Regions from separate parts of the Mus musculus genome. Here regions 2 and 3 are each linked to region 1. Evidence: chromatin loops called from intact Hi-C (ENCODE). Cell type or tissue: heart. All regions are shown on one strand. Each heading gives the region's core, and the rest is flanking DNA. Links, peaks and the distances in the headings are about the cores only.

Region 1 (6,485 bases), core at 1-5,000:
TCCCCTCAAAGAATCTGTCACCTTCGGCGGCTTCTATTAAAGCGCCGAGGTCTTTAAGAGCCGCATTTCTTGCGCCGCCCTGTCCTGATGACTTTGGGCGGCTGAGACGGTTCAGAATCTTGGAGAAGGCTGGTTCGAGGGCCGGGGGAGAGCCCTCTGCAGGCAGGGAGCAGCCGACCCCCGACTTCTCTTCGGCACTGTCCAGCTTCATTCCTAGTCGCACCGGAGGGGCTGGGCTCGCCCCCCCCGCCCCCCCCGGGGGGGGACAGAGACCAAATGGGGATGGTGTCTGGAGTCTCGGAGGGAAGGTCGTCCGGGGCTCGGTGTCCCCCAACGAACAGAACTAAAACCAGGCACAGCTAAAAGGCGAGATGTCTCACTGTCTTGACGCAAGGATCGAGTGTCAATCCACCCAGTAAAGTGGCTGTAAGAAGAGAGCCTCAAGCCGGGCAGTGGTGGCGCACGCTTCAGGAGGCAGAGGCAGGCAGATTTCTGAGTTCGAGGCCAGCCTGGTCTACAGAGTGAGTTCCAGGACAGCCAGGGATACACAGAGAAACCCTGTCTCGAAAAAAAAATAGGAGAGCCTCAAGCTCCTAACACGTAGCGAAATTTGTCTTTCCGAAAACTCAAAAAAGAAAAAAAAAACAGTTAATTTTAAAGACAAACTACTGAACCGTGACACCAAAAAGGCTCCCGAAACCAAGCGCTCTTCCAGTACGGTAGCTGTATTCCGCAACTTCCGGCCCTGGAGAGCATTGTAGCCGTAAAGCAAAACTAACTTCCGCCAGCGGAGCCGCAACGCTTCTTTTTACGACTCGCGACCAGAAAGCAACAAACAGTCCGTCAGAGAAGGAAGGGGTAAAAGGTGGAGCATGAAGGATATATTTGCATAACTAAGCGTTCGCTCATTAAGTTTGTTCCTGATTTCATCTGCTAGGCTAGAAACAAGAGAATTCTCGCAAAATCCTAGTAACAGTTTGAAATTGTACTAGATTTTGTGTGCAAAAGCTAAATAGAGCGGCAGCATATTAGTCACCCTCTTTGAAAAACTGGTGAGACTTACTCGATACTTCGCAAGCTAACAGTAAGGCCGATCCTTTCTGGTTCATAAAGCGTGATGATTGGGTGTTCACGCCATTGCGTGACATGTGCCGCCCATAAACCTTGTTACGACGTGGGCACATTACCCGTCTGACATGAACTTAGGAGGATCCTCCACTTCTGGTTCTTGTGTAGATTAGAGTTATGCCCTGTTTTTTACTTCTTGGTTCAGTCAGGTAGGATTACTGGTTAGGTAGTGGAAAGTGTCCAGGGTACCTGGGACTAATACATTATTACTAAAGTACATTCCATTCCTAAGAGAAACTGAAAGTGACAGAGTTATGCTTCTTACAAGTCGCTCTGGTACAATTCACTTCTTTCTAAGAAAAATTGTTTTATTAAGTTATTACTCTGATGTGTATAAATGCTTTGTTCACATGCGTATATGTGTACCTGGTGCCCCCCCTGGTCCCCGCGGAAGCCAGAAAACAGTGTCCAGTTCTCTGAACTTGAATTTCTGGAGTTTGTTAGCCATGGCATGTTCTTAACTGAACCATCTTTCCACTCCAAGACATGCTCTTCTTAGTGTTACACTATTTGCCACTACACTACCAGTGATGCCTGTGTGGCTTTTTTTCCCCCCTTCACTTCTCTGTGTGACCTCTTGCAAACGGCAATAGCTCAGATCTCTATGTCTTAATTTCTGTATTGGGGAAACAAATGTAGATAATTACTGGTCCCCATCTCTTAGGACTGTTGGGACAATTTTTAATGTACATAAATGCCGGGAACAATATCTGATCAGCATAAAGTTCATAGAGGTGTTAGTTCCCATTGTTATGCAACAGCACCAACATTAATTTACATTTCTTCTTTCCAAGAAAATCTGGTGATTAGAATTCTAACTCGGAACCTCTTTCTTCTGGCTTTTCCCACTCTGACCAATTGGTGGCACTCTGATCAATCACTGCTAACCACTTCCAAGAGAAACCTTCCCTTAACAAAAGCAGCTTGAGGCCAGTCAATAAGAGGTTATTGTGTCTGTACTGTGTGGGACGTTTCTTTTCTGTAGCATGTGCCCTTTGTGTCCAGTGGATCCAGACGCCTTTCAGACTTGAGGAGTGCTCTGTATTGTTGAGATCTCTCGCTGGGTTTCCCAAAGCCCGAGCCAGCCATGCCTTTACTTCTATCTAGTGCCTGGCACAATTTAGTCAAGGCAACAAATGTATCCTGAATGCCCATGTCCACGCACAGAGGACAGGCTGGATTGACCACCCACACAATGCAGCTACATGGAGCTGCGTCCACACAATGCAGCTTGGTGCAGCTGCAGTGAGGGAGAAAAAGCAGTCTCTGTGTAACACCATGGAACTCTGGGAATATAGATAGGTGGAAGGAGCAGAGGGGAGGAAGGGTAGATAGATGCTCTCTTGTAAGAAAGAAGGAAAGATAGAGAGTAAGATATATGCATTTCCTTGTGTGTTAAAGTAGAAATGGAAGGTAAATAACATGTATAAACAATTATGTGTCAGGAAATAACAGAATGAAGGAATAGAAGCAAGATCTCTCTATGTGTACTTTTATCGCTTTAACTCGGAAATCATGTGAAACCCTTACATAATTATTTTTAAGAGAAAATCAGGTGTGGTAGCGCATGACTATAATACCAACTTGAAGGAGGCTAAAGCAGGAAGATCCAGGCCAGCCTGGGCTAAACAGTAACATGGCTCAGTTGGGAGTGTGTTTGCACAGGCAATGGACTAGAACCTCCAGCAGGACAGGAGACTGGGGATAGGGTATGTGCCTGTACACCTAGCACTGGTGAGGTCAAGGCAGCAGGGTCAGAAGTACAAGGCTAGTCGGGTCACATGAGACTCAAAATAAATAAAGAATGAATAAGTGAATGAATTGTCAAGTCGCATTCCCTAGAGTGGCACTGAAAATGCTTGGCCAAGGATTTGGGGAGACGGTACGCAATGCCGCCCCGCATGAGGCGGTGCAGCTGCTGCAGGACAGTCTGACAGTTTCTCTGCAAAGTAAACAGGGTCAACACAGAGCTGAACCAGATTTAACAACTGTCTTCATTGATGTATAGCCAAGAGGACTAAATTCTTGTACCAGTACGAAAACTTGAACATGGATGTTCACAGCCACAATCTTCTTAGGCAGTGGGATCAGTTCACAGAAAAAGAGATAAATGCTATCTGTAGCTTACATTACCCTAATGACCATATCAAAGGGGGTCCCTGAGGTGGGCCTGTTGGGAGATACCAAAACTGTGAGCTATGCAGGTTTTGCCTACCAGTCATGCATTACCGAGACAAATACTTGAGACTATTCCTAAAAAGAGGGAAAGATTAGTTTGGCTTGTGGTCTCAGGTGTTCCCTGTCTTTGTGCTGGTGGTAACACAGTAGATCACGGTGGGGGAAAAGAAACAGAAAATGCTGCATCTGGGAAGAAAGTCAAAGACAGACAGACAGACAAACAGACAGACAAACACACACACACACACGGGGAGGGGGCAGAGTGAGAGGAACAGGGGATTTGACTAGGACCAGATTTCTAGTGTCTCCTTTGAACACAGCCCTCTGTTGATGTAAATCCTTTACTTTTGGCCTTACTTCTAAAGCTTCTACCATGTTGTTGTGGTGCCACAAGTAGAGTCTAAGCCTTTAACATATGGGCCTTTGGGGTTAGAGTTCATATCCAAACAAGCCTATGACGTAAGTGACCATACTGCTGTGGAATCCTTGGATGATGGGCCACAGGCCCAATGTTCTAGAAGCTGTGAAGCAAACCCCTTTTCTTCATCAGTTAACTACCCAGATATCTTGTTATGATAACAAAAGCTAGCACAGTGAAGGAAGGGTGAAAGAAACACACGATGGGAGTTTACTTAGATATAATTAATGAAAGATCTTGGTTTCTTCCATGCTGTTTGGTGAGAGTGCTTGGTGCTGGGAATTGAATGTGTGCTGAGTTTACCCATGCTGAGCACATACTGAACAACACCCTCAGCTATAAGTGACATTCTGATGCATATGACACAATGGAAGAACCTTCAAGGCAAAATAAATAAACCAGTGACAAAGGCACATGCTATATGATTCTACTGACACGAAATACCCAGAATATGCATACCAATCAAGGCATGACATGGACCAGTGGTTGCTAGGAGATGGGAGAAGGAAACGGAGGATGGCTGATAATTAAGGAGTTTTCTTTCAGGATGCTAAAAAAGTTGTGGATGTGATAGTGATTGCCCAATCCTGCAAAAAATTTAGTGAATATGGAATGGAATATGATGGTTTGTATATTAAATTTTAGTTTAAAAGTGGTAATGGACCATTGAGACATCTTCTTAGGTGTGGAACATGATGGAACCCCCCGTAACAGTGGGAAGAGAATCAAGTAGTTACAGGTAACAGTATGAGCCTGGACCACAAGGTAAATAAGTAGCTTCCAGCTCATACAGCAAGAACCCAAGATGAAGCTCCTCGGTGGAACATTCTCCGACCCTTTCTTTTTTCAGAGATGTGGTGCTAAATCAAGTAACCTTGCTAAACGGTGCTTGAACAATGCCCAAGGTAATAAGGGGCCTCGTGTATAAGACAGTACTTTAAGAATATATCAGGGCTGGGTTTGTGCAGATTCATGCACAGGTCAACACTACAACCCAGACTTACAGCATAGGTGGACCTAGAGGGAAGAGTGGATAGTGTCAATAAAGGGAAGGAGGACTGAGAAGAAGATGGAGACAAACAAGCCAGGAAAAGTATGAACTCACGTCTTACAAGTCACATATATGACTGTACTGGCTAATTTTGTGTCAACTTGACAGAAGTTGGAGTTATCACAGAGAAAGGAGCTTTAGTTGGGGAAATGCCTCCATGAGATCCAGCTGTGGGGCATTTTCTCAATTAGTGATCAAGTGGGGAGGGCCCCTTGTGAGTGGTACCATCTCTGGGCTGGTAGTCTTGGGTTCTATAAGAGAGCAGGCTGAGCAAGCCAGGGGAAGCAAGCCAATAAAGAACATCCCTCCATGGCCTCTGCATCAGCTCCTGCTTCCTGACCTGTTTGAGTTCCAGTCCTGACTTCCTTTGGTGATGAACAGCAATGTGGAAGAATAAGCTGAATAAACCCTTTCCGCCCCAAGTGCTTCTTGGTCATGATGTTTGTGCAGGAATAGAAACCCTGACTAAGACAATGACATACTTACATATCTATCCAAAATATGTATGAGTGCCAGCTAGGATAAAGGGATTAAATGTTAGGTATTTCCTTTAACAGGGAACAAGACTACAGTCACTTGCAAGAAAGTCTTAAACATTTAGCAAGACTTCCCAGACTTCCCAGCCTTCCCGAGGACTGACACAACAAGTTTGGGCTGTGGTGGAACACATTTGTCATCTCAACACTTGAGAGGTTGGCGAACGACGGTCTGAAGTTCAAGGCCAAGCTCGACTGCATTCTCTCATCAAACTATTCTCCAAAAATAAAAATCTAAAACGAATGCTGAACCCAGACGAAAATATCTTCATAAGGAAAGACAAAAATGAAAGAAAGTAAAAAAGAACAACCTAGTTTCTTTGTTTTCCTGAGAGTAACAACCACGGGGACTGAAGCACAAAATTATTCCTGTTTTGGCTGTTAAGGTCTCCGTGGCGCAAACTTGGTTTGACACAGATTTCAAAACACTGTGAAACAAGACAACGGCTGCAGAATAAATCCCCCAGCCTCAGTTGCTCTGAGTTATGTCACTCTCCCCAATTTTAGGTCCCCCATTTTGTACTGTTTGTGCAACAGTATAATCCATTCGCTTTGCTGTGGGCATCATCTGACATGGGCATCATGATGGTGGCAATTGCTTTTTCAGGAAATCAGAGGAAATTCACATAGGCTGACAACAGAGACCCTTCACTTGTGCCAACACTCCAACCTGAGAGAGTTACTGGCACCAAGTTCCCAGCATGTATTCTGTGAAGAACATACAGTGTAAGCAGCCATAGACCATGTTTCCTTCACTTCCTTCCTATCGCCTCGTAATGTGTTTCTTGGGCAGGGAAACAGGATGCGTAGGCTTTGTCAGGGCTGCAGCGTTGTCTTTCTTTTCTTTCTTCTTCTTCTCCTCCTCCTCCTCCTCCTCTTCCTCCTCCTCCTCCTCCTCCTCCTCCTCCTCCTCCTCCTTCTTCTTCTTTAAATCAAGCTGGCACTAGACCCATAGAGAAAACTGCAAATTGGGCCAACTCAGGATCAAAGGTCTCCCTTCTATGTCAACTGTACACATTAGATCTCATTCTCGGTCCTCTGTTCCCTCAATCCCTGGTTTTTTTTTTTTAATATTTATTTATTTATTATATGTAAGTACACTGTAGCTGTCTTCAGACACTCCAGAAGAGGGTGTCAGATCTCGTTACGGATGTTTGTGAGCCACCATGTGGTT
Region 2 (6,485 bases), core at 441-5,440, 66 kb before region 1:
CTGAGTTCTGGGATTATGGGCAAGGGCCACCACACTAGGAACAGTTTTTTGTTTTGTTGTGTTTATTTGTTTGTTTTATTTTTAAACAAAGATAAAGTTTGAATGAAATAAGGAGAGAGTGGTGAGTATATGAATCAGACACTGACAGATGAACACTGTAGTCCCCGCACTGGATCCATAGTCCAATTTCCCAAGAGAGAGAGAGAGAGAGAGAGAGAGAGAGAGAGAGAGAGAGAGACAGAGAGAGACAGAGAGAGAGAGAGACAGAGAGAGAGAGAGAGAGAGAGAGAGAGAGGAAGGAAGGAAGGAAGGAAGGAAGGAAGGAAGGAAGGAAGGAAGGAAGAGGAGAGGAAGGGAGGGGAAGAGGAAGAAAGAAGAAGAAGAAGAGGAAGAAGAAGAGGAAGAAGAAGAAGAAGAGGAGGAAGAAGAAGAGGAAGAAGAAGAAGAGGAGGAGGAAGAGGAGGAAGAAGAAGAAGAAGAAGAAGAAGAAGAAGAGGAGGAGGAGGAGGAGGAGGAGGAGGAGGAGGAGGAGGAGGAGGAGGAGGAGGAGGAGGAGAAGGAGAAGGAAGAGAAGAGAAGAGAAGAGAAGAGAAGAGAAGAGAAGAGAAGAGAAGAGAAGAGAAGAGAATCCCTCAACAAAACTAAAAGAAGACTGCCACAAGAACAGAATGCCAACTTTAACAACAAAAATAACAGGAAGCAACAATTACTTTTCCTTAATATCTCTTAATATCAATGGTCTCAACTCCCCAATAAAAAGACATAGACTAACAAACTGGCTACACAAACAAGACCCAACATTTTGCTGCTTACAGGAAACTCATCTCAGAGAAAAAGATAGACACTACTACCTCAGAATGAAAGGCTGGAAAACAATTTTCCAAGCAAATGGTATGAAGAAACAAGCTGGAGTAGCCATCCTAATATCTGATAAGATTGACTTCCAACCCAAAGTCATCAAAAAAGACAAGGAGGGGCACTTCATACTCATCAAAGGTAAAATCCTCCAAGAGGAACTCTCAATTCTGAATATCTATGCTCCAAATACAAGGGCAGCCACATTCATTAAAGAAACTTTAGTAAAGCTCAAAGCACACATTGCACCTCACACAATAATAGTGGGAGACTTCAACACACCACTTTCACCAATGGACAGATCATGGAAACAGAAACTAAACAGGGACACAGTGAAACTAACAGAAGTGATGAAACAAATGGATCTGACAGATATCTACAGAACATTTTATCCTAAAACAAAAGGATATACCTTCTTCTCAGCACCTCATGGTACCTTCTCTAAAATTGACCACATAATTGGTCACAAAACAAGCCTCAACATATACAAAAATATTGAAATTGTCCCATGCATCCTATCAGATCACCATGGACTAAGGCTGATCTTCAATAACAAAATAAATAATAGAAAGCCAACATTCACGTGGAAACTGAACAACACTCTTCTCAATGATACCTTGGTCAAGGAAGGAATAAAGAAAGAAATTAAGGACTTTTTGGAGTTTAATGAAAATGAAGCCACAACATACCCAAACTTATGGGACACAATGAAAGCATTCCTAAGAGGGAAACTCATAGCTCTGAGTGCCTCCAAAAAGAGAAGAGAGAAGAGAAAAATAAAAAAGAAAGATGGAGCAGGCGCCAGGATGACCACCAGGGGGCGCGCGGACGGTTCTAAGTTCCTGTCCCTTTGTTGGTACTTTGAATATGTCCGGGATGGCCCTCAGCCGACTTGTGCAGGAAAGGAAACCTTGGAGTTTCCACACTTTTGGCTTTGTGGCTGTCTCGACAAGGAACTCTGATGGTACGATGAACCTGATGAACTGGGAGTGTGCTATCCCTGGAAAGAAGGGGACTCCGTGGGAAGGAGGCTTGTTCAAACTAAGTAGGCTTTTCAAAGATGACTATCCGTCCTCACCACCAAAAATGTAAATTTGAACCACCACTGTTTTCATCCGAACGTGCATCCTTCTGGCACAGTATGCCTGTCTGTCCTGGAGGAAGACAAGGACTGGGAGCCAGCTATCACCATCAGACAGATCTTAAGAATACAAGAACTTCTAAATGAACCAAATATTCAAGACCCAGCTCAAGCAGAGACCTACACAATTTACTGCCAAAGCAGGGTGGAATATAAGTAAAGGGTCCGAGCACAAGCAAAGACGTTTGCCCCCTCATAAGCCGGGGCCCTGGGCTCCATGACGAGGAAGAGATTGGCTTACCAAGAACTGGTTTACAACCTTTTGCAGCTAAGTCCATCCGTACAGTTACTAGTCATCTGGGAGGGTTAAGCGGGCGCAATTTTGCATTTCCGCCATTGGCATATCCAGTCTTTTGTGGTTTTGATTATTAAGTAAAACTTGTTTTTATTTTAATAGTGATGTCAGTATTTCAAGTGCTGTAAAGGGATAAACTTTTGTGCTTGGTAAGCCCCTAGCAGCTAGTTTCTTCCAGTTGTGCTGGGACGCAGGCATGCTTCCCACTGTTCAGAGCTCTGGCTTCTATCTGGCTGTGTGACAGAACCACACTGCCTCTCCTTCCCTACCCTCGCCCTTTTCAGAAACCTGGGCTGTTGCTTATGAGCCTCAGATCTAAAGTTGGCCAGCATCTCCACCCTGCACGACTTCCTTTGTGTTTATATGGCATTCTGTCTGTGTTGCCCTTTAGAGTAAATAAATTGTTTATGTAAAGGTTTAAAAAAAGATAAAGTTTGACTTTGAACATTAGATCTAAATATTAACTAGATAGAATTATCAAAATTCTCATCCTAAAATACTTCTGGTAGCATAGACACTAACACTTTTTATTCCTTTGTGTGATAAAATGAAGCTTTAAAGAGTGATGCAAGAACACTTTCAAACATAACTGGAAGAATAGAAATCCTTGCTCCCTGACCAGCGTTAACCCGTGCATACTGCCCTCTAGTGTCACCTCCTGGGAAAACACCCTGAAATTTGTGTATGAAGCTCACTTACCAGATCCTCCATCATCTCCATGTGCTCCGTTTCCTAATTCTAGGTCCCAGAATTTGACTAGAATAATTTCTTTGACAGTATATCTTCACTGTGGTCTCTTCCAAAAGGTTTCACTAAAGCATCCTGAAAATTAGCTAACTGGGAGAGAAATGTGTTCTAAGTCCCCAGCAAATACTCCTTCGGTTGGAGAGCAGAGCCCTTTTGCCGTTCTCAGCTCCTTGTGAATCGACAGGTGTTTTCCAAACTAAAAGCAGAGTAGGAGAGAAACTTAACATGACTCAGGGCATGTGCACAGAGAACGGAAGGTGCCGGTGGCAGCAGCCACTTCCACGGCTATACTGACATCTGCAGGCATCTGAAGAGCAGCTTGCTGTCACCGTTAGTAACTGCTTGATCAAATCTACCTAATAAAAACAAGGCAACACAGATACTATCCCGCAGGTGATAATGGGAAGGGGTCACAGACAAGTCATTCCTGCGGGTGAAAATGGATAGTAACAGGCCACACTAGTGCAAAGAAGGACAAAGACGGTGTTAACGACAGATTTACCACTAGCGTCTGTGAAATTCTTCAGCATGATTTAGTACTTGATAGAGTCACATATCTCTCCCTTGCCAAAAGCACTTGCCCGTGCTCAGTTCTCAGCTGCTAAGGTAACAGAGACAGTGCTGGGCACTGCCCTCAACTCTGCTGGCTTTCTATCTTTTGAGATGATGCTCTTCCATCCCAGGCCACAGACCTCCTAGCCACACGGGCTCTGTGGACAGTGAAGTCAGGGACCTGGGCTAGGGTGCTCAGGCATAGCAAGCCAAAGCCTACAGTGTAATATGTGCAGTGAGTGCAGGGGACACAGTGAGGGCATTGGGTACTGAGGGGCAGGAGAGACAGACAGTGAGAACAATGGGCCCAGTGGGCACAGTGGGTGCAGTGTGCAGTGAGCGCAGAGGGTACAAAGGGGTACAGTGGGTGTAGTAGGGTCAGTGGGCTCAATGGAGGCAGTGTGTGCAGTGGCTGCAGGGAGTGTAGGGCTACAGTGAGTGCAGTAGGTGCAGTGGGTTCAGTGGGGCAGCGGGGACAGTAGGAGCAGTGGAGGCAGAGGGCACCGTTAATGCAGTGGATGAAGTAGTGGGAGCAGTGAGTGCAGAGGGTGCAAGGGGATAGAGTGGGTATAGTGGGGTCAGTGGGCACAGTGCGTGCAGCGGAGGCAGTGGGTGCAGTAGAGGCAATGGGTGCAGTGGGCACAGTGGGGGCAGTGGGAACAGTGGGCATAGCAGGTGCAGTGGGCTCAGTAGATGCAGTGAGAGCAGTGGGCACAGTGCATGCAGTGGAGGCAGTGGGCACACAGGAAGCAGTGGGTGCAGTGTGCGCAGTGGGTGTAGCAGGCACAGTGCCTGCAGTGGAGACCATGGAGACAGTGAAGGCAATAGAGGTACTGGGGGTATGGAGGGTGGGCGTAAGAGCAAGCTCTCCTGAGGGGACTCTCTCCAGAGGACCTCACAGAAACTCGGAATAATTCTAAAGCTGGTTCCTGAGCTGTGAGCTGATAACTCCTTTCTCTACACGGGGAGCCACTCTGACCAAGAAACCCTCCCAAAATGTTTGCTTGTTTCCATATAAAATCAAGAGGAAGGTCCTGACAGAGTTCCCTTTACAGGCCAGCCACACAGAGTGTGGATATCAACCTAAATACTTCCCAGAAACCAACACACACATAATTAGGGTAACCGTTTCCAGCGCAGCTTTTCTGTGTGTGGTGCTGGGGGTGGAACCCAGAGCCCTCAAGTGAGCCAAGCTGAACTCTCCACCTCCCTCATAAAAATGTTAGTCCTCGTGTAACACAGGAGTAAAAAGAGACCATGCTCTCCTTACACAAGAAGAAGCTTTAAAAAATGTGGGGGGAGTCTCCGTGTCTTCTGAGTACATATCAGAAAGACAGATTTGTAAACCACGAGGCTAAGGTTAAAATTCAGATTAGCCGCCTGATGAATGGCCGACACTTACGACTGTAACCCGCAGAGCAGAATACATCCACCTTTCAAATGCGTTAAAGTGTAATCTTACCAGACAGACTTTGTTGTGTCTGTGACACAGGGCACTTTGGAAATGTTACTTCCTACCCTTCTCCTTCTTCCTCGTGTCTCAAGGTCCAGCCTGTGAGTCTCAAATCTCGTGGAGGGACAGAATTGCCACTCTCTATGTACTGTGAGCTCCCAGAGGAAAAGAAGCTGCTGGCCAGAACACAGCGGCTCCCATCCTCATGGACTAGCCTGTCTGCAGCATGACTGGGGCAGGATCCTTTCCAGCCCTGGAAAGGACCGCCGTGAATGAGGACACCCAGCCAGGGGCTAAGACATGCTCACAAACCTCACCAGCCTCCTCTCCTGAACTCCTGCTAGAACCTTCTCACTCTCACCCCATTTTTCTTCTGAACAGATCGTTCTCTGGCCTCTCGGTTTCCAAATTGACATTTCTCCCTCTCCTAGTCTGTTCCTAATTAAAGAGCCGGACAAGCCTGGTTTGCTAACCTCACAGAGGCTTCTACTCTGACAGCTCTCTGCTGCCCCCTCTTGTCATCATGTGGAACAGCTTACTCTTGCCACAAAACTCTTGATTAGGTTGGCCAGGGCAGCTCTTTCAGTGTTTGGCATGGGGGCGGGGGGGGGGGGGGGGGGGAGTATGTTCAGGACTAGAAATACAATAGGAAGTAAAATGGCAAAAGCCCTCATTTTTGTGAAGCTCACAGCACAGTAGGAAAGGCACCCAGCGATCAGTCACATGGTAAATGTTACATCAGAACTCAGAGGACTTGTGAGATGTTTTAAGGGCAGGCTAGACCTGGTCAGCAGGTTAGAGGAGGTGTCCTAGGGTAGTAGTGATACAGGCTGAGATTGAAGGATGAGTGGATGAGTGGAACAAAGAGAATTAGGGAGTAGAAGGAACATTCCAGAGGAGAAAGCAGCAGTGTGGTTTCAGATAGCAGGTAGCATGGTAATTACACGAGAAGAAAGGAAGTCAGCATGGATAGAGGCTGCGAAATGGGGAGCGAAGCAGCAGAAGAGGCAAGCAGCTGCATGCAAGACCACTAGAGCGTGCTGGGAGGAGGCACTGACCAGGGAAGAAGTTATGGTATTCAGGGGAGTCCGTGAAAATGGGCAAGAACCAGTATGCAGAGCTGAAAATTAGGAGAGATTGTGCTAAGGAGAAAGAGACAGCTCTGACATACTTTTGTGCAACTTTGGATATAAGAGAGCAACTGCTCATGGCCATGGGAAAAGGAACTACAAGTTGTGTTTTCTTTTTCATTCTCTTTGTTTTTGCTGTTGTTGTTGGTTTTCAAGAAAGGGTTCCTCGGTGTAGACCTGGCCCTGCCTGTCATGTAACTCACTCTAGACAGCAGGCTGGTCTTGAACTCAGAGATCCGTCTGTCTCTGCCTCCCAACTGCTGGGATTAAAGGCGTGCACCACCATGCCCTGGATGGCAGTCATGTTTTCTT
Region 3 (6,485 bases), core at 838-5,837, 52 kb after region 1:
GAGAAAGCTTGGGCTGAGAATTAGAGCAAACAAGCAACAATCCTTAGATTTATTCTCTCTCTGCTTTTGACAGTGGACATTGATGTTTTAAGTTTCTGCCTTGCCCAGGAAACAGTGGGCAGTGACCTGAAAAGGCAAGTCAATAAAGCCCCCTTGTCCCTAAGTCGACTTCTGGCAAGATGTCTCATCAAAGCATCAGAAATCAAGCTAGGAATTTAACGAATAACAGCATCTAATCCATTCTGGAAGATAATCTCAAAATGCGTTCTTTAGAAGTGAGAGTCAAATTCTCAAGCTACTCATCATGAAAACAAACACAAAACCTTTCAGGCCACAGTCAGACTGAACAAATATGCAGGTGGCCACTGGAACATGTTATTAGTAATACACATTTTAGATTAAAAAAAAAGATTTTTGTATGTATGCATGTATGTATGTATGTATGTATGTATGTATGTATGTATGTATGTATATGAGTACACTGTAGCTGTACAGATGGTTGTGAGCCATCATGTGGTTGCTGGGAATTGAACTCAGGACCTCTGTTCACTCTGGCCCCGCTCACTCCTTCCCAAAAAAGATTTATTTATTATTATATGTAAGTACACTATAGCTGTCTTCAGACACACCAGAAGAGGGCGTCAGATCTCATTACAGATGGTTATAAGCCACCATATGGTTGCTGGGACTTGAACTCAGGACCTTCGGAAGAGCATTCATTGCTCTTAACCACTGAGCCATCTCTCCAGCCCGCATTGTAGATTTTAAAGAAAGATGACCATTCTATTGCATGCTATACTGCTGTAATCATAGTTACAGTGGATCCTTCTGTGAGCGTGAATTATTTATAGTCGTCGTCGTCGTCATCATCATCACCATCACCATCACCATCACCATCACCATCACCATCATCTGTTGTGCTAAGGCTTGAATACAGGCTCTCTTGCAAAAAAAAAAATGTACGCAAGTGTTCTACCACTAAGTCATATTCCCATCCGTTATTTTTAATTATGTTTAATTCATTTGACACTTTCTAAATATTGATTGTGGGGCTGGAGAGATGGCTCAGCTGTTAAGAGCACTGACTGCTCTTCCAGAGGTCCTGAGTTCAATTCCCAGCAGCCACAAGGTGGCTCACAACCATCTGTAATGGGATTCGATGCCCTCTTCTGGTGTGTCTGAAGACAGCTACAGTGTACTCAGCTACATTAAACAAACAAACAAACAAACAAACAAATCAACCTTTGGAAAAAAATTGATTGTGAAATGTTCTATGTAATGATGCCCTGCCTCAATGTCTCAACGCCCTGTACTGGGATTATACACATGTGTGCTACCATGCCAGGCTTTGGCTCATGGCTCTAGTAGGAAACCAACCTATTTTGATTAGAATCCGCATTTCTGATGAAGGCTTCTCTCTGTCCTTTTGATAAATGGGTCCTCAGAGGATACCACACTTTGAATCCTTAGCGAATGAGCCTGCTATCCCCTCATCTCACAGGTCTCCCTGGAGAGTCAGGATCTGCATATTCTGAGGTGTGAATTCTGCTTCCCATAAATATGGAGGAATGCAGTATTGGCCAGCCTGTAGGGTAAGCGGAAATACGACAAATGCAGATGGTTGGGAACAAATAGCTCTTGGTCTGAAAGGACCGGGTCAGAAGAGAACCACTCGAACTAGGTTCAAACCAGAGAACTCCCTCTCTGTCTCAAGAGATGGGGAAAGTTTTGTAAAAGGTGGAGCTAGAGCCCGTGGCCATTTAGATGCGAAGCTGAGTCTTACCTATGAAATGACCACGATCGTCCCATGGAAGAAGCCAGAACCACTGTCTGGAAACGAGACTAAGAGGTGGTGAATCCCGTTGGCTGAAATGTTCAAGCAAGGGCTTGGTGCTGCACAGAGGTGAGACAGATGTCTGTGCCTCTTGGACAGTCGAGCTGCAATCTGTGAAGGAGCCTCCCAGCTTTAGATGAAGTAAAACACAGAAATAGAGCTAGGACATTAACGAATAACAATCTAGAATCCACCCTGGAAGATAATCCTGAAACTCGTTCTTTATCCATATATTCTCTAGAAGCCACACTTTGTGAGAGTCACTTCTAGCTTCTACGCTCTGGAGTAGTTATACACTTTTATACACTTCGTATATAAGTGTCTTGAAAACTTTTAGTGCATACTTTTGTGAGAGTCTGTGTGTGTGTGTGTAAGAGAGAGAGAAAATGTGTGTGTATGTGTGTGTGTGTGTGTGTGTGTGTGTGTGTGAGGGAGGGAGAGAGAGAGAGAAGGGAGAGAGAGAGAGAGAGAGAGAGAGGGAGAGAGAAAGAGAGGGAGAGAGAGAGGGAGAGAAAGAAAGAGAGGGAGAGAGAGAGAGAGAGAGAGCGTTACAGCATACACCTATCTTGCTGGCTCATTTCCCCCCTGTATGTTTTCCTTGCGCTTTCTCTATCCCCTTTTTCCATTCTGACATATACTATCAGAATAAAAGAGAACATGGTTTACTTTTTCTCTAGAGTTGCGATGACTTCCTGGTAGTTGAGATAGCATGTTCTTCCTGCTTGTCTACACTCCTCTGAGCAAAACCTAGAAGGATCTGTCCCTTAAACTTTGGCGCCTACAGTAGAACACTTAGGCTAATCTTGATTTAGGATTAGTATTCTGTTGTCTCATCACCCCTAGGAGCCAGAGAGACCTATCCTTGGAAGATGAAAGGTCCCTGGGTGGCTCACCTCTGGACAGTACTGCCAAATAGCTGCAGACATCCAGATTTTGGTCCTCTGCTGCCCCCTTGTGGATAAGTTGGAAATAACAGCTCAAGCTTTCATAGTGTTGTATAAGAATTGGTGAAGGGTTTGGTGGCTAGAAAGTGAGCCAGGGGTTCCCAGAAGGAAGGGGTCAAACTGTTAATAACGCCAAGACACTTTCTTCTTTTTCACCTCTTTATTTTTTTTTAACTCCAGACGCATGGTTTTCAGTGAGACTATGACCACCTAAAAGACTCCAAGTTATTTGACCCTGAGCAGCTCCCGTAGGGTGTCATGTCAGTCCTCACACACCTCCCTCTTCCTGGAGTTGCACAGCTATAACCTACAACCTGCTCCCTCTGCATTGGTGGCTTTCACACCACTCCATCACTGACCGACCGACTCTAATGTTGCTTTCTGCAACCTGTACCACCTTCCTTCACATCTATGTGTCTGCAACCCTGACATCCCCACTGCTCACGTACTTCAGGGCAGTGGTCCTTTGTTTGGGGGGGGGCACTTGAACACAATGAGGGGAAGAGATTCTGAGTCATTTGGGCACACCCTGCTCTAACCCAGGACTGGCCTAACCACACAACCATCCTCTTACAGCTCAGCTGCTTCCTTCCCAGGTCAGCAGCCCCTACCCATCACACTGCCCAACCTGGCTCTCCATCCCCATCCCCAAAGAGCCACAGTGGTCTTGGGGCTCTTCACTCTCCTGCTGCTGAGGGAGGATGGGTTGTCTGGTCTTTCTACTACCTGTCACTTGGGTTTTCTCTTCCCAGCTGGGAGCCAGGAAACCACCCAGAGACCTGGCCTGGTTCCTTTCAGTTCATGCCTCTAGACCCTGCCGCAGCCTACGGTCCAGGGCTAGGAGCTGCCTCAAGAAGCCCCGGTTGGGGGTGATGCCTCGGTGGTCCTTGACTTTCTTGATGGCCTCCACAAGGGTGAAGTGGTGATACAGCATGAGGTAGGCCAGCACCAGGGTAGCGGATCTGCTCACTCCCACCGCACAGTGCACCAGGATCTTCCCTGGGAAGAGGAAGGCAGAAACATCTGAGAGACTGCTGGGGGGCGAAGGGGGGGGCTGCGAGAGGCTAGGGAGAGCTCAGCATGGTCCACTAGGCTGTAAGCCCGTGGCATATGGAGACAGGACTGGGTGAGGAAGAGTGGTGCCGAGAATGTAGATCCTGGGCTGGTGAGATGGGTCCCTGGGTAAAGGCATTTTCCACGCAAGCCTAACAACCTGAGTTTTATCCCTAGAAACCATGTAAAGAGACCTGACACCACAAAATTGTCCCCATGGCTTCTGCAGATACAGCATGGGACATATATGTGCACGCTCTACACACACATGCGCATTCCTATGTGCACACGCACACAAACACATACACACGCATGTATGCTTAATAGCTGAGCATGTATGTATGCATTTAGGATGAGCAAGTCCCTGAGCTGGATTCCCAGCACTTCAAGACAAGTAACGAGGGTCCCTGGCAGAGGGGAGAGGCCTGGGAAAAAAAAGAATAGAAAGGGCATTCTGAAGCCTCCTATCTTTGCCTCTCCAGTGCTAGGAGACAGCAGCACCCTTGCCTGATAAGTGCTTTACAGACCGAGCCATCCCCTCAGACCCTTCTTAACTCTTCTTTCATGGTTTCAGTTTCTTTTTGGTATCTGAGACTGAGTCTTGATTCATTGTTCAGGCTCAGTTCAAGCTTGGGTTCCAACAGGGCTGCTGTGGAGGTCTCTGGAGTAGCTGGGACTGATGGGCACGTGACATTATACCCTATTTGTCCACTTGTCTATCTTGTTGTTTCCCTCAACTACTGAATATATGTTTATCTACATATACAATTGTTTCTTCATATTCCGAGTGGACTGATCCCAGGACAACCTACACATTACTAACACACATGCAGATTCTCAATTCCCACATAGAAAATGATACAGCCTTTGTATAAAAACCTACACAGCCCCGTGATATACTTTTGGTCATCTCTAGATTACTTGTGTCCACTAATAAAATGCAAATTCTCTATAAATAGATGTCACGCTATACTATCTGCAGAATAATGAAAAGATAGCCGGGTGTGGTGGCTCACGCCTTTAATCCCAGCACTTGGGAGGCAGAGGCAGGTGGATTTCTGAGTTCGAGGCCAACCTGGTCTACAAAGTGAGTTCCAGGACAGCCAGGGCTACACAGAGAAACTCTGTCTCTAAAAAACCAGAAACCAAAACCAACCAACCAAACAAACAAAAAGAAATAAAGAAGTTTAGACATTCTGTATGTATGTCTGCCCCCATATATTTTCAGTCTGCTGTTGGTTGAAACTAGTGATGTGGAAGTCAAGCAATACAGAGGGCTAACAGTGTTTCCTGGACAACTAAGAATTTAAGAACCACGTTTAAGGTTAAAAATGACAGGAAAGCATGGAAACATATTTTTTTAAAAACTGACACTTGTAAGTTTAGCATCTAGGAGCAGCTTGCCATGGGTAGATGGCCCTAAAATATGCCCTTCATCACTTTTTAATATACTAGCCTGAAAAAGATAGTTGAAAGGATTTTTTTTTTCCTTAGTGTTAGGTCCTATGCATTTTGTCTTAATTTTGTTTTGTTTTTGTTTTAAATGTATGTATTTATTTATTTTATATATGTGAGTACACTGTAGCTGTCTTCAGACACACCAGAGCAGGGCATCGGTTCCCAGTACAGATGGTTGTGAGCCACCAGGTTGTTGCTGGGCATTGAACTCAGCATCTCTGGAAGAACTAGTCAGTGCTCTTAACTGCTGAGCCATCTCTCCAGCCCATCTTATGGTTAAACTTTTGCTCCATCCTTGATCCCCCCCCCCCCCCGGGGCTTCTAAATGCCACACCTGATTTTTATTTTTCTTCTTTTCTGCTTTTCCTTCCTACCTCCTGGCTGGCTCAGCGCCCGATGGATGAAGTCCGCAGCCGTCTGAAAGTGGATGCTCATATCAAAGGCTGGAGAGTCGTGCGCCTCCACACCCAGGTAGCGGATGCCCAGTCCCTCATAGGCCTCGGGGGTGCCTCGCCACCTGTTGTGTGAGGCGTTGAGCACGTGGGTGATGCCCAGGCGCCGAAGCTCACGGCGGTTGTTGGCCATGTCCCTGTGTTAAAGAGAAGTTAGAAGGGGCATAGGGAAGCCCATGGTACCAGGAAACTTGGCTAGGTGCTGTTGTTGGCTGTGTACCTCTGCTGTACTTACTAACGAGGTGGAAGAGAGGAAAATGGCTAGTGACTCGGGTCGGGGTGAAGATGGCTATCATCAAATACTGGGAAGTGGAATTTTCACTGCCCTGTAGGATTCTAAAGGGCTAGGATCAAAGGATTCAAGAAAAACCAGTTTCGATTTCACGTGAGGAAGTGCACATTAGATAGAGCGCTCTAGCTGACCAGAGGCTAGAACACTTCAAGAAAGACTGATTTTCCTAAACAACAAACCAAACCAAACCAAACCAACCAACCAGCCAAACAAAGCCAGGAGTGGTGGCACACGCCTTTAATCCCAGCACTTAGGGGAGGCAGAGGCAGGCTGATTTCTGAGTTCAAGGCCAGCCTGGTCTACAGAGTGAGTTCCAGGACAGCCAGGGCTACACAGAGAAACCCTGTCTTGAAAAACAAAACACAAACAAACAAACAAACCCAAACCCAAACCCAAAACCAAAACCAAACAAAACAACCCCAAAGATTGATTTTCCTGACACCAGGGTGTTC

Evidence for each region. Peaks named below come from ENCODE experiments on the same cell type or tissue, not always from the same donor. Only the 100,000 strongest peaks of a DNase experiment are listed, where the experiment ranks them.
Region 2: it touches region 1 in a loop (2.2-fold over the local background); 2 of 42 quality-filtered maps call a loop at or near these places.
Region 3: a loop joins it to region 1, with 7 times the contacts of the local background. A loop is called at or near these places in 27 of 42 quality-filtered maps.

The regions. Positions count from the first base shown.
Region 1 is chr8:31,144,576-31,151,060 of GRCm38, reverse strand. It overlaps Tti2 (TELO2 interacting protein 2), which reads right to left and starts at 745. Exons shown (of 7, transcript NM_144927.3): 1 at 1-745. The coding sequence starts at 211. Snord13 (small nucleolar RNA, C/D box 13) reads left to right here and starts at 1,103; the gene lies at 1,103-1,200. In heart, for the core only: a CTCF peak has its summit at 1,986 (motif pointing right); DNase peaks (open chromatin) are centred at 360, 790 and 1,140; H3K4me3 peaks cover 2,036 bases; H3K27ac peaks cover 1,891 bases.
Region 2 is chr8:31,210,590-31,217,074 of GRCm38, reverse strand. The region is part of intron 3 of Fut10 (fucosyltransferase 10); the gene reads right to left. It also overlaps the pseudogene Gm8051. Among named protein-coding and RNA genes, the nearest start is that of Fut10, 27 kb to the right of the region's middle. In heart, for the core only: CTCF peaks have their summits at 1,671 (motif pointing right) and 2,944 (motif pointing left); a DNase peak (open chromatin) is centred at 5,394; H3K27me3 peaks cover 656 bases.
Region 3 is chr8:31,093,481-31,099,965 of GRCm38, reverse strand. Dusp26 (dual specificity phosphatase 26 (putative)) reads right to left here. Exons shown (of 5, transcript NM_025869.4): 4 at 5,664-5,878; 5 at 2,920-3,777. The coding sequence ends at 3,578. Among named protein-coding and RNA genes, the nearest start is that of Dusp26, 7.2 kb to the right of the region's middle. In heart, for the core only: a CTCF peak has its summit at 2,794 (motif pointing left); a DNase peak (open chromatin) is centred at 2,785.